Linked DNA regions of Homo sapiens: region 2 is linked to region 1. Evidence: chromatin loops called from intact Hi-C (ENCODE). Cell type or tissue: B cell. All regions are shown on one strand. Links, peaks and the distances in the headings refer to the core of each region. The heading gives the core; the rest is flanking DNA. Region 1 has its middle 260 kb from the start of TRD-AS1. Region 2 has its middle 110 kb from the start of TRD-AS1.

The links. A loop is a pair of places that touch in the nucleus more often than their neighbours do. Peaks named below come from ENCODE experiments on the same cell type or tissue, not always from the same donor. Only the 100,000 strongest peaks of a DNase experiment are listed, where the experiment ranks them.
Region 2: a loop joins it to region 1, with 13 times the contacts of the local background. A loop is called at or near these places in 21 of 110 quality-filtered maps.

The regions. Positions count from the first base shown.
Region 1 is chr14:22,224,993-22,227,821 of GRCh38, reverse strand. It overlaps TRA and TRAV36DV7. Among named protein-coding and RNA genes, the nearest start is that of TRD-AS1, 260 kb to the left of the region's middle. In B cell, for the core only: a CTCF peak has its summit at 1,370 (motif pointing left); a DNase peak (open chromatin) is centred at 1,261; H3K4me3 peaks cover 862 bases; H3K27ac peaks cover 836 bases.
Region 2 is chr14:22,374,068-22,376,896 of GRCh38, reverse strand. It overlaps TRA. Among named protein-coding and RNA genes, the nearest start is that of TRD-AS1, 110 kb to the left of the region's middle. In B cell, for the core only: CTCF peaks have their summits at 1,137 and 1,343 (motif pointing right); a DNase peak (open chromatin) is centred at 1,366.

The DNA of each region.
Region 1 (2,829 bases), core at 247-2,746:
CTAAAATGAAGATAGTAAGTAAGAATAATGCAACTGAGAATGAAAACCTTTTGTTTTAATCAGGTAATGATACCTGCTTGTTCCTACCCTTTGTTCTTTGCTAGTAGGTCCAGAAAAAAATGTTATAGGCAGAACTTTACCTATAAATGTGCCTGTCCTGGGAAAGAAGCTAAAACATCCATAGCTGTTAGGTAGATTCCCTAATGTGTAGTGCACATATCAGTTGCCTGTACAATCCTGATAAAAGGGCTTGCTTTCTACCACAGAGCATAATGGTGTGGCAATGGAGTTAGTATCCTGAGTGACCCTCTAGAAATATTAGCTATGCTGAATCCCATAGAAAACTCACAGAGAAAGTAGTGAATGCAGCGATATGACTCTGAGTTAGGATTCAGTAAACTGCAAAAGTAATTGTCAACATAGGCACAAGGATTTTGACCAATAACTGCTTTTCCGTATAGTTTATTTTTGAGGGCTTGCTCAATGTAGCAAGTTCCCCATCTTACAGTTGCAGAGCCTCAGCTGTAGAATTTGAGTACAGGCTGCAGGTGACTAGGGAGCACTGTGCCTCCACAGCACAGAGGTAGATGGCCGAGTCTCCGGTCTGGGTGGCTGTGATGTTCAGGATGCTGAAAAGTTCTTTCTTATCTAATATGCTACTTAGTCTTCCTGACTTCTTTTCAATTCCACTTGAAGTTAGCATAAATAGAAATGTGGGAGCTTTCTTTTCCTGCTTGTACCATAGTAGGCTTCGAAAGTTAGTCACTTCATAACTGCAATTGAGAGTTACGGTGTCTCCCTCGTGGACAACCAGAGATAGAGGGCTTTGTACCACCTTGTCTTCACTGCTCACCCCTGTGTAGAAAAATGTGATAATTATTCACCGTTGGAACCACAGGGCTCCCAGACAATAAGTCAGAACGAAGTCTACTTTACCCTTTTAGTGTTCTGAGGATCAATCCTCAGGTTTCCTGGTTGCCCCTGACCCTTTGTAGTAACCCTACTTACAGCTCAGTAGAAGCCAAAAGATAGCTAGTAAAGCCTGTGGACACTTCATCATCCTTCAGTTATCAAGTGTGTTTTCCTGGGCAAAACGTGATTCACTACCTTTAAGCGTTTCCTTTTCTTTTTGAACCATCACACTCTACCCCTAGCGTCTGCCTGTGTGCGCGTGCGTGCACACACACATGCACACACACGGACACAGACACACACTCAGAAAAAGGGAAATAGCAATTTGGCAATTCAGCCAACCATTAAAAAAAGTGTCATTTGGTTCTATTTAAATTCAAATCCCTCCCACTCAATCACCCATGGAAGTCATTCAAAATAGAACACCGCCATCTTGTGAGCTGGTGCAGAATAGCTGAAAACTAGTGTCCACATGTTTTATGAAAGATGGTAGATACTTCTAAAATTGTCTTACCATTGAAGGACAGGCTACCCAAAGCTGTCCATAATCTTAGGAGTCAGTAATTCTATTATTTCTTGTCCATGATTCTTAAGGGAATGGTCATGCCTGCTCCATACCCACTCGTTCATCTCCTTGCTAAGTGAAACCTGGCATAGCCAGGCCATGACCCTGCATATGATGGTAAGTCTCTGAGAAATAGCAGAGTCCCCAAATGAGAATAACCTCAGTTCCTCAAAGATCATGTAAGGCAGAGTCATCTGCTGACCTGGAATATCTGCTCCAGATTTTCACAAGAAAGACAAACTTTGTTCATTAAGCCTCTGAACGTTTGGCATATATTTGTTAGAATAGTTTGGCCTTCGCTAGTATACTTGGAGTATAGCTTTGGTTGCATTCCATTCCATAAATGTTATTACATAGTTTTCTTGTCATCGTCTAGGAATGTCTATTTTTAGTAAAATACATATAATCTATGTAGGTAGTGTTCAAGTCTAGGAAGACTAGTACTTTCTTGCTTGATCTTTATGATCACTAAGAAAAAGAATTACTAATTAGAAAGTTCAAATCTCAAGGTGAAGACAAACATATTTGCATTCCAGAAAAGCTGAATTGCCCAGTTGAGAGGAAGTGATGGATCGCTTGGTTTCCAAGACTACTTTTTTTGTGACAATGATAAAGTGGCCTAATTCTCTAGATCTTAAGCAAGAAACAAAACCCAGAAACATGAAGTAAGAGACTGATGATGTGACAACACCACAATAAAGTAAATAATGCCATGTTCTATTACTGCTTATGAATATAGTTTGTACTGTCCCCATGAAGGTCAGATAATTTAACCCACTGTTTTTTGTTTATAAGCTTCCTTCTGCATTTCTGGGTGGCACAGAGGCACAGATATGAGAATTAATTAGCATCTTGCCCCTTAATTGATGTAACTTTTTTTTTTTTTTGAGACAGAGTCTTGCTCTGTCACCAGGCTGGAGTGCAGTGGTGTGATCTCGGCTCACTGCAACCTCTGCCTCCTGGATTCAAGTGATTCTCCTGCCTCAGTCTCCCAAGTAGCTGGGACTATAGGTGCGCATCATCACGCCCAGCTAATTTTTTTTTTATATTTTTAGTAGAGACGGGGTTTCACCATGTTGGCCAGGATGGTCTTGAACTCCTGACCTTGTGATCTGCCCGCCTCGGCCTCCCAAAGTGCTGGGATTACAGGCATGAGCCACTGTGCCCGGCCTCTCATGTAAACATTTTTAATTGACTGTCTTCTTTGTGCCAGGAACAGAGGAGCATACAGAACTGAATAAGGCAATCTTTACCTTCAATACTAGCCCACACTTTAAAAAGCCTTCTATAGAATTATTATTTGACCCAGCAATCTCATTGTTGGGTATATACCTAAAGGAATATAAATTTTT
Region 2 (2,829 bases), core at 74-2,573, 150 kb before region 1:
TAAAACCAAACTCTCCACTGACTGTTCTCCCATCCCACAATATAATTCCCTCTTCCACAGGTACTAATAACAGGGAATTCATCAATGTACTTACAGTCCTTTTGCTGTGCAATATTTAGGGTTTATACTGTACAATATTTTTATCAACATAAATAGCATAATACTGTATATATTATTCTGCAACTTGCATTCTCAATCAATAATGCATTTTGGCAATCTTCTCTTTTCATTATATGTAGATTCGTGTCATTATTTTTAATATATGGAACATAGACTTATTATAACCTGTGATATCACTTTTTACTATATGATTATGTTATTTCCAACTTTTTATGGCCCCAAAATTGCTGCTTGTTCATGCTTTCTTTTACAATAAGAGTAATGCCAAGACTGGGACGCAGTAATTGCTAGGTCATAGAATACATTCCTTTCCAATATGAATATTTACTAACATATATTTTTATGTTGTGATGGGAAAGATATCTCACCTATTTTCCTTGCCACCAGGGTAAAGTGGTATATTAATTTCCTTGTATTGTATATTGTACTCGAGATAGATAACTTGTTAATTATCTTCTAATGTTAACATTTATTCTTTTACAAATTTCATTTCATCATAAAATTAATATGTGCTTATTACATTGAAAATTTGGAAAATACAAAAGAGTGGAAGGAAAACAATCCCCGTATTCCTATGAGGTGAGATGTTCGATACCCAAAAAATGGCGTACTTTCCTAGGAAATTTTTTAAAAACTATAATTTGGTAACAACTAATGTTAAAGATCAGGTTACTAGTATGCTGTTTTGAAATTAACAAGGTAATAAGTTACGGCTTAAAGATACCAATATTTTACATTATTTGAATTTCTGTTGGAAGAATTTAGGAATCAAAAAACTCATGTATTTTATATATTAGTTACAAAGTTAGTATTCCACATTTATGAACTTTTTGTCCTTTTTTGAATAGTATTCTTTTTACAGAGACAAAAAGTTATCATTACTTTTAAGATGCTTCTGAGACCTGTATGGAAATTATAATAGTAACAAGAATTATTTAAAAATTGAATTTAAAAGTTATTTGTGATATTTATTATACTTGGAATATATGCATCTCTAGAATTTTCATGGGTCTTCATAATTTTATGGAGTTAAAAATGTGTTTTCAATGGAATGGTAGTCTAAAACATGTAGTTGGGCAGCATAAATTATGTGAAATTTAAGTAATGTGATATAAAAATTAATAGCCCATATATTCTGAGAAGAATGGGTAATTTTGTGGTTCTCATCAAACTTAAATGAGATTTGCGTAATTTCAGTTGGTGAACAAGCTAAAGGAATCGTAGATTGTTTTTACTCCTGCCACATGGTGGAGCTACTTCAGCTTTAATGGAAAGAACCAGCCATTGTTAGTATGGTATGTTCCACCTGTTGCTTTATGAGCATTTCTATAAGAGATCTTGGTTATTTTATGCTATTATGTTTAATAATCACTTAAATAATTTCAAATTGTTTTACTTCTTTTTATATTAGCATTCATTAGGAGTTGGTACTAAAGCTCATGCTGGAAAATGTGCATTCAGATACATAACTTTTCACAGATGTTAGCTATAATTCACTCCCACAGAAAAAGCCAAACAACTCCCTTGATGTGTTTTACCACTAATTTAGAAAAGAGCAGTTGCTAAATATTGTAGATAATGCTAAGAAAATAAAGAGCGGCATCAAAACAGAAATGTGCTACAAAGTTGTAGGTATTTGGGCTCTGTGAACCAGTTCCCCACGGAAACATAAGCCTTAAATTATGCAAAATTATAAGGAGTACATACCCCTCATAAAACACAACTAACTCACGTTGGGGCTGAAAAACTATAAGCAAACACTGTCACAATATTTTGATGCCCTGCTTTGCTAATACTAATAGTTACTTTAATACTAAGTGAAGGCCTAATAATGTCAAGTAATTTGAATATAAAACAGTCATTGGAAAATAGAATCATAACAAGTTAGATGCTGTAAGCATGGGGAACTCAATGAATGATTGGTGCTAAATTCCCCATTCACATGGCTGTACTGTGTAGAGCTCATCTTTTGTATAAATCACTGTACTACAGTTGATTAGCAATAGTAAAGAATGCTTCATTAAAAGTTAAAAATATTTCTTTCAGTATTGTACTATTGGTGCACAGTAAATTGATTGGCCCATCAAGTGAATTAATTAACAATTCAATATGAATTTGTTTCAAACAAAGGAAAACAAGCATGAAAATTATGTACAAAATGAGAAGAATCAAGTTAATAAGCAAAACCCAGCACCACGTATATATCTTTCATCTATTAAACTCAAAACTGGTGACTTAAATGATGAACTGGATAAAGAAAATGTGGTACATATACACCATGAAATACTACTCAGCCATAAAAAAGAAAAAAGTCACATCCTTTGCAGCAACATGGATGGAGCTGGAAGTTCTTATCCTAAGTGAATTAATGCAGGAACAGAAAACCAAAGGCTGCATGTTCTTACTTATAAGTGGGAGTTAAACATTGAGTACACATGGACACAAAGAAGGGAACAATAGACACCAGGGCCCAGTTGAGGGTGGAAGGTAGGAGGAGAGTGAAGATTGAAAAATTACCTATTGGGTACTATGCTTATTACTTGGGTGACGAAATAATCTGTATCTTGTCAAACCCCCATGACATATATTTACCCATTCCACAAACCTGCACCTGTACCACCTAAACCTAATATAAAAGGTGGAAAGAAAAAAACCTGGTGATTTAGTTTTAGCCAAGTATTATCATTACATTAAATTAAAATTATTTAT